Linked DNA regions of Homo sapiens: all the other regions are linked to region 1. A link is a contact called in ENCODE Hi-C or POLR2A ChIA-PET data. All regions are on one chromosome and are shown on one strand. The core of a region is the stretch at or near the end of the contact, and the rest is flanking DNA. Distances in the headings are between cores, read along the strand shown.

The links. Hi-C counts contacts between places; a loop is a spot of excess contacts on that map. ChIA-PET counts read pairs that join two places held with the same protein, here RNA polymerase II (POLR2A). Pooled maps may share reads with other maps.
Region 2: a loop to region 1 is called in a pooled map, with 1.9 times the contacts of the local background. The contact joins two enhancer-like sites. A Hi-C loop is called at or near these places in 3 of 50 pooled maps. POLR2A ChIA-PET finds 5 or more read pairs at or near these places in 4 of 52 experiments (BJ, CD8-positive, alpha-beta memory T cell, T-cell and 1 more).
Region 3: a loop to region 1 is called in a map with no recorded cell type, with 4 times the contacts of the local background. The contact joins two enhancer-like sites. A Hi-C loop is called at or near these places in 2 of 168 maps with a recorded cell type or tissue (heart left ventricle and psoas muscle), 2 of 37 single-sample maps with no recorded cell type and 7 of 50 pooled maps. POLR2A ChIA-PET finds 5 or more read pairs at or near these places in 2 of 52 experiments (BJ and activated naive CD4-positive, alpha-beta T cell).

The regions. Positions count from the first base shown.
Region 1 is chr3:169,997,386-170,000,187 of GRCh38, reverse strand. It overlaps SEC62 (SEC62 preprotein translocation factor), which reads right to left. Exons shown (of 8, transcript NM_003262.4): 8 at 1,815-2,802. Among named protein-coding and RNA genes, the nearest start is that of SEC62, 32 kb to the right of the region's middle. Within about 2 kb of position 1,332, at least 3 of the 41 ENCODE cell types and tissues checked have a DNase peak (open chromatin) inside an H3K27ac peak, as active enhancers do.
Region 2 is chr3:170,153,281-170,156,082 of GRCh38, reverse strand. All of the region lies in intron 4 of PHC3 (polyhomeotic homolog 3), which reads left to right. Among named protein-coding and RNA genes, the nearest start is that of PHC3, 27 kb to the left of the region's middle. Within about 2 kb of position 1,467, at least 4 of the 41 ENCODE cell types and tissues checked have a DNase peak (open chromatin) inside an H3K27ac peak, as active enhancers do.
Region 3 is chr3:170,127,367-170,130,168 of GRCh38, reverse strand. PHC3 (polyhomeotic homolog 3) reads left to right here. Exons shown (of 15, transcript NM_024947.4): 8 at 617-1,485. Among named protein-coding and RNA genes, the nearest start is that of PHC3, 53 kb to the left of the region's middle. Within about 2 kb of position 1,473, at least 4 of the 41 ENCODE cell types and tissues checked have a DNase peak (open chromatin) inside an H3K27ac peak, as active enhancers do.

The DNA.
Region 1 (2,802 bases), core at 83-2,582:
TCTCTTGCCCAGGCTGGAGTGCAGTGGTGTGATCTCAGCTCACTGCAACCTCTGCCTCCTGGGTTCAAGCGATTCGCCTGTCACAGCCTCCCAAGTAACTGGGACTACAGGTGCACACCACCACACCCAGCTAATTTTTATATTTTCAGTAGAGTCGGGGTTTTGCCATGTTAGCCAGGCTGGTCTCGAACTCCTGACCTCAGGTGATCCACCCGCCTTGGCCTCCCAAAGTGGTGGGATTACAGGCATGAGCCACCATGCCCTGTCAGTTTATTTTCTTTATAAATTACCCAGTCTGTGGTATTCTGTTATAGCTACACAAAATGGACTAAGACAGTAGGTTTGTGAGTTTTCTGGTTATTTTTGCTTATAAGTTTCTGATTTTTCCGTAATAAGAAAATAAATTGTTTTTAACAACAAGAGGGGAGTTGTGGTTAGAATGTGTAAATCTGAGAAATACTGGAAGTATCCAGAAAATATCTAAGCCTTGCTCCTTGCCATGCCATTTTCTATGTGATTAGTGTAGTCTAAGATGCAAATCTGAATGTGTCACTCTCCTGCTTTGAGTCAATCTGCTCCAAAGGTATTTTAGTGTCACTGTTCATACTTACTGTGTGCAACTCAGTCATCTTTCAGTTCCCAGTGACAGAAATCTCATTCAAAATAACTGAGAAAAAATGATGAATCTGTTGGCTCATGCAACTGAAAAGCCCAGGGATGGCTTTAGGCCAGGCTAGATCTGGGAGTTCAAAGATGGCATTAAGGCCTTGTCTTCCTGATCCACCCTTGGTTCTGTTTTTTTCATGTTGGTTCTATTTCTAGACAGGCTCCATTCATGTGAAGGCAGCATAGCCATTGGTTTCTTCAGGTCCACATGGTCCTTGGAATTCAAGACCCCTGAGTAAATGAGAAGACTTCAATTGGCCTGGTGTGAACTGAGTGCTCATCCTTGAGGCCAGTCACCGTGGAATGGAATGAGGAGCACCACAGAAGGGAAAGGAATATTTTCTAAAGGAAGGGATTCTGGTCAAACAATGACTTGCCACCTGTATCCCTCTCTAAACGTTTCTCTTTTCCAGCTGCACCTTAACTAGTTTCAGTTTCAGGGGATGCCATGCTCACTCTGCTGTCTTATTTTTGCACATCTTGCTGCAGTGGCCCAAAATTCCCCTAGTCTTTACTTGGCTAATACCCACTCATTCTTCAAGATCTAGCTCATGATACTTCTATGGGATGCCTTTCCTGACCTTCCTAATCTGGGCTGGGTATTCACTTATGTGATCTCATAAGCACGTCACAGATACTTTTGACATTACACAACACCATTGCCACTGTTTGCATGAATACTTGTCTCTCTTACTAAACTAGCTTTTTGAGTTTTGTGATTGCACAATGCTTAGCACATAGTAATCACTCCACAAATGTTTGCTGAATGACTGAAAGATAATCTTAGTGTTGGTAAGATCCTGTTTTGCTTCTCCCATTTAAAAGATGCTTCAGGCTGGACATGGCAGGTCACATCTGTAATCCACAACTTTGGGAGGCCAAGGCAAGAGGATCATTTGAGCCCAGGAGTTCAAAGCCGACATGGACAACGTAGGGAGACCCCATCTTTATGAAAATTATAAAATTAGCTGGGTGTGGTAGCATGCAATTGTAGTCCCAGCTACTTGGGAGGCTGAGGTGGGAGGATCACTTGAGCCCAGGAGGTCAAGGCTGCAGTGAGCCGTGATTGTACCACTGTACTCCAGCCTGAGTGACAGAGCAAGGAGACCCCCATCTCAAAATAAATAAATACATAAAATAAATAGAAGTTGCTACAAAAATCTTGACTTTTTATTTAGGAGTAAGATATAATCTATCAAAACAAAACATCACATAACACATGTAACTTACTAAATTTGTGACATGAAATGTGAATAATATTAAAATTGAATTATGCGAAGTATCATTGGCCTTTGAATAAGTTATAGTCCTATTTGAAACATTGGTGGATCTGATTAGCTAGGGCAGGGGTTCTTAACCTACAATTCACAGACCTCTAAGGGATTCACGGATAGAATTCAGAAGATACATGAACTTGGATGGGAAAAATTAACTTTAATTTCACTAGCCTAAAACTAAAATTTAGTATTTCCTTCAATGACGAGTGCAGACAACAATCCACAGTTGTACTAGCAGTAACTTTGTCAACAGAAATCAGGTATTTTCATGTTACATCACAGTTGTTGCAGATATCTAATATATGTTTTATGCTACTTCAACATCATAGCAGTTATTACATCCACTCGTAGATCTGGCTATTAAATGCACACCTATAACTACCACATCATAAATTATTTGGTAGCTTACACTTCAGTGTAATTCGTTTCCCTTGTAACCCCATGCATTTCCTTTTCTGCATTTAAAAACATTATTCTGGCCAGGCATGGTGGCTCATGCCTGTAATCCCAGCACTTTGGGAGGCCGAGGCAGGTGGATCACCTGATGTCAGGAGTTCAAGATCAGTCTCGCCAACACGGTGAAACCCTGTCTCTACTAAAAAATACAAAAATTAGCTGGGTGTGGTGGCATGTGCCTGTAATCCCAGCTACTTGGGAGGCTGAGGCAGGAGGATCACTTGAACCTCAGGAGGCGGAGGTTGCAGTGAGCTGAGATTTCGCCACTGCACTCCAGCCTGGGTGACAGAGTGAGACTCCATCTCAAACAAACAAACAAACAAAAAAAACCCATTATTCTGAGGAGTCCATGACACAAAAAAGTTAAAGTGATCTAGGAAATCATTGAAAATGAAATAAGACC
Region 2 (2,802 bases), core at 218-2,717, 160 kb before region 1:
TGAAATACCACATAGCAGTTCCCACTAAATAATGAGGCAATACTATTTATAAGCTGCTTTAACATGATAAAAGCAAATTAATATACTAAGGTAAGCATTAAAGAGAAAAATAGCATTTCCTCTCTGATTCTAAAATTAATATCTACATAGAAAAGTTAAAAACTTTAAAAAAAGTAATCCCGGATTTTACTCCTAGAAGGCATTATATATATACACCTTTAACATTTTGGTGACTGTTCTCACAGGTAGTGGTGCATGGGTGTGTGTGTGTTTCTATATTGAGTCTAGTCATATATCATGTTATGAGTATGTATTATTGTGTGTATATCCAATGCAGTCATTTTTCTTAACTTTTTTTTTTGGAGACAGGGTCTCGCTCTGTCACCCAGGTTGGAGTGCAGTGCTGCAATCTCGGCTCACTGCAACCTCCGCCTCCCAGGCTCAAGTGATCTCCCAGCTCAGCCGCCTGAGTAGCTGGGACCACAGGTGTGCACCACAATGCCTGGCTAATTTTTTGTATTTTTGGTAGATACAGGGTTTCACCATGTTGACCAGGCTGGTCTCGAACTCCTGAGCTCAAGCTATCCACCTGTCTCAGCTTCCCAAAGTGCTGGGATTACTGGCATGAGCCACTATGCCTGGCCATCTTTCTTAACATGTTTTTCACATTTGTGATACATATACACACACAGACATTTGTATGTACCTATATGAATGATACTCTACATGTTGTTTTGCTGCCTTTTTACTCAGCAGTGGACACAAAAATCTTTTAATGCCACTGAATACAGATACATCATTCTTTTAATGTGAAATGTTTCTCTATTTAGGGTATACCTGATTGATTCTGATCAGTGAAACGGTAGAGGCAACTCTCAAATGGACTTTGGCTATGGGTAGTAATCGGTTGGAAACTCCTTTTGAGGACATTAACAGGTAGTTGGGAGTTAAGTGGCTTTTTCTGGCAGACTTGTTTCTTTCTGGTGACTCCTAGAATTAGCGTCAGTGGGGAGACAGCTTGCAGTAATCGGGCTCAGTAAGTGAGTTTCTTTGTGGAGTGTGACTTGAGATATGAAGTGACAGGATTGGTCAGGGTCTTCAGTGAAAGGGAATTAGGAGTGTTGGGATGGAACTGACAGAGAAATTAATGGAAACTGGTAAAGACATCTGGTTTAGGTCAGCAGAGCAACACAGGAAAAAGGAGAGCCTTATCAGTTGTGGAAAGGAAGGACAGTTTTTTAGTTAGGCTAGCTAGGGAGATGGACTTCTTGCAGAGGTGGCTACTGATCTGTTGGCCTTCATGAGTTGGGTGTTATTAGTAGATAGCTGCTTTTGAAATATTACTTGTTATATGGAACTTAAAAGTAAACACAACACTTGTTCTTTGATCTCACAACTTAGAGTAGAATACAGGTGGTTAGGGCGTTGCTAGTTGTCTTCACTTCCTCTTTTCTTTTTTAAGAAAAATAAAAGCATTCTGTTTGTACTTTGTACTATACTTCCTTAAAAAGCATTCTCCAGCTTGTTAGCTATCAGCCAATCATTTTTTAAAGAAGACTTTTATTACATTTTTCTTTAGAGAATGTGTAAATATCCTTACTAAGAGTACATTTCTTTCTTACTGTTTTTTGAAAGAATCACCAACTGAAAAAAAAGTTCTAAGGCATTATTACTGCAGAGTAACCTGAACTAGAGAGCTATCAGGATATTAAAAAAGTACCCCGAATGCCAAAATACATGAGTCAGAAAAACTTGGGTCCAGTTCTTCCCTGTTGGTAATTTAATCTCTGGAGCAAAGCTTAAATATTGCATGAATATGCCTTAAAATATGAAATATGCCTTAAAATAACATGACATTAATTAACTTAATAAGCTTATTGAATGAAGACCTTTCGTAGATACTGGATATATGAAGATGAATAACACATGGCCCCCACCCTTAAAGAAATTATTATTTAGAAGGATGAGATAGAAATATATGCTAAAAGTATATGGACGGTAACAATTAGGCAACAAAGAGGGGGAATAGTCAGTTCTGCTTTGGGATATGGGAATGCCTGAAAAAGCTTATTAGAGCAGGTGATTTTTGAGAAGTTGTTCACTATGTAGCTGCAGATGGGCTGGGACATGGCGGTGGCAAGGATGCTCAATCTAGTCAGGAATATCATCGCCAGTGCCATAGAGGACTGAGATCATGATACTACACATACCTTGCTATGGTAATGGGAAGGTTGTGTGTGGAGGGGGAGGAGATGATGCTAGAGAGGTTGTCAGGGAAGAGGTTTAACTTTATCCAGAAGATTCTTTTTTTTTTTTTTTTGAGACGGAGTCTCTCTCTGTCACCCAGGCTGGAGTGCAGTGGCGCGATCTTGGCTCACTGCAAACTCCGCTTCCCGGGTTCACGCCATTCTCCTGCCTCAGCCTCCCGAGTAGCTGGGACTACAGGCACCCGCCACCACGCCTGGCTATTTTTTTGTATTTTTAGTAGAGATGGGGTTTCACCGTGTTATCCAGGATGGTCTCAATCTCCTGACCTCGTGATCCGCCCGCCTCGGCCTCCCAAAGTGCTGGGATTACAGGCGTGAGCCACCGCGCCCGGCCTCAGAAGATTCTTAAATGGGTAATTAATATTAATAATCAGGGAAAGATTATCTGGCAAGTAGAAGGTGACAAGATTCCAGTAAGAGGTATCAGTTTGCAGATATTAAAGTAATCAAGCCAGAAATGACATGGGCCCAAAGTCTCAAACTAAGTGATGAAAAATCAAAATGGAAATTAGGAGACAAAAAGATGTATTAGAAA
Region 3 (2,802 bases), core at 224-2,723, 130 kb before region 1:
GCTAAAAGTTAATGTAGATATTCAGGTGACCTATAAAATATAATAAGAACAAACCATGTATAGATTCAGATTATTAAGTTTTAGGCAGTTTTCTTTTAGAACTTATCACAGTACAGTGTATTTTATGATATTTTCTAGTTTTCCAACTATAAATTGTCATTAAATATTCAGGCCAGGCGTGATGGCTCACGCTAGTAATCCCAGCACTTTGGGAGGCTGAGTTGGGAGGATCACTTCAGGTCAGGTTTCAAGACCAGCCTGGCCAACGTGGTGAAACCCCGTCTCTACTAAAAATACAGAAGTTAGCCGGGTGTGGTAGCGGGCACCTGTAATCCCAGCTACTCCGGAGGCAGAGACAGGAGAATCGCTTGAACCAGGGAGGTGGAGGTTGCAGTGAGCTGAGATCATGCCACTGCACCCCAGCCTGGGTGACAAGAGCAAGACTCTGTCTCAAAAAAAAAAATTTTTTTTTTTTCAAATTACTCTTGTTTGGAAAACTTGTAATAGAATTCTGATGATTATGACCTTCTGATAATGAACACTTTTTCCTTTAGAGTGATTTAAAAATTTCTGTATTTTTGAAATCAGTACTAATTGTCATTTTTTTCTCTCACAGCTTCATATTCTCCAATTCAGCCTCATTCTCTAATAAAACATCAGCAGATTCCTCTTCATTCACCACCTTCCAAAGTTTCCCATCATCAGCTGATATTACAACAGCAGCAACAGCAAATTCAGCCAATCACACTTCAGAATTCAACTCAAGACCCACCCCCATCCCAGCACTGTATACCACTCCAGAACCATGGCCTTCCTCCAGCTCCCAGTAATGCCCAGTCACAGCATTGTTCACCGATTCAGAGTCATCCCTCTCCTTTAACAGTGTCTCCTAATCAGTCACAGTCAGCACAGCAGTCTGTAGTGGTGTCTCCTCCACCACCTCATTCACCAAGTCAGTCTCCTACTATAATTATTCATCCACAAGCACTTATTCAGCCACACCCTCTTGTGTCATCAGCTCTCCAGCCAGGGCCAAATTTGCAGCAGTCCACTGCTAATCAGGTGCAAGCTACAGCACAGTTGAATCTTCCATCCCATCTTCCACTTCCAGCTTCCCCTGTTGTACACATTGGCCCAGTTCAGCAGTCTGCCTTGGTATCCCCAGGCCAGCAGATTGTCTCTCCATCACACCAGCAATATTCATCCCTGCAGTCCTCTCCAATCCCAATTGCAAGTCCTCCACAGATGTCGACATCTCCTCCAGCTCAGATTCCACCACTGCCCTTGCAGTCTATGCAGTCTTTACAAGTGCAGCCTGAAATTCTGTCCCAGGGCCAGGTTTTGGTGCAGAATGCTTTGGTGTCAGAAGAGGAACTTCCAGCTGCAGAAGCTTTGGTCCAGTTGCCATTTCAGACTCTTCCTCCTCCACAGACTGTTGCGGTAAACCTACAAGTGCAACCACCAGCACCTGTTGATCCACCAGTGGTAAGCCCTTGGAAGCTCTTTGACTTTCTTGCTGAACTGAAAGTAAAAACTATTTTTTCCCACACTATGTTTTATTGCAAGATCTAAATGCCTGTGAACTAAAAAAGCTTGAAATTTCCATGTGTCAGTATTCTGACAAACATGCTGTATGGGCAAAAAAAAAAAAATGCCATTGTTTGTTTAGTGTGGTTGCATGCTTTATAATTTGTGATGGTAATTAAAGTCCCTCGTTAATTTTATTACTATTTAAACAAATCCATCTGCTATCTTTACAGAGTTGATTTTTTTTCCCCAAGGGAATGCATTTGAACCAGTGTCATCTGCACAAAGTTTTTTCTCTTAAGGTGATTATCCTTCATAGATCCCTTCTGTTGGCTTGTATGTTCTCAAAACGTATGGTTTATCTAGCCTAACCCTTTTAGTTTTATGCATCCTAGAGTCTTGGGCTTTTAGGGGATTTTGTTTCAAGTTGGAGATATGCTTATATGATGTAGTTTTTTGGTAAAATTATACTTTGTAGTTGAAATTTTGTAAAAAAAAAATTATTCTAGGAGAGAGTCCAGCTTTGCCAAAAATTTAACTGTAGGCCATCTTATAGAATTATTAAACTTAATGGTTTGTTATTTCTACTAAGGAAAAATATGTACTTAAAATATTTCTCACTTAAAAATGTCAAAAAATCTTGGTAGATGAATTTAATACTGAGGATGAAAAAATCCATTTAGAGGAGTAAAAGTTTCGAATAATTGAGATTGTAGTGGGATTTTTAAGAATAAACCTCTAAAAACAATTGTTGCCTAGAAAGAAAAATTATCTTGAAAAATACTTTTCTTTAAACATTCTCTAAAAGACATTTTAAGATTTATAAAACTGAAATAAGGTCTCTAATTGTTTAGTCAGAAGGATCAAATTCATAATTTGTAACTGAGGAGAAGAATCTTCCTAAAGGGAGGTTTTGTATTACACCTCATCCAAGAGATTTTATCACCTAAAAGCTAATAAATATTAGCTCAGAAAGGAGTTTCGAAGTATTTTTTATTATTAATACTTGTTTTTTCTTTTCATACTTGGATTATCCTCAATGTTCTTTAATGAAAAGTATTTTGGTTCTCATGATACAAATGTATAGATTTTTGTATTCTTGTCATTCTTACTGATCTTAATAGGCACAGAGATTGAATTATACCTTCTGTAAATTTTTATTAAAAGCAGAACTTGGCTGGGTGTAGTGGCTCACGCCTGTAATCCCAGCACTTTGGGAAGCTGAGGTGGGCAGATCACCTGAGCTGAGGAGTTCGAGACCAGCCTGGCAAACAG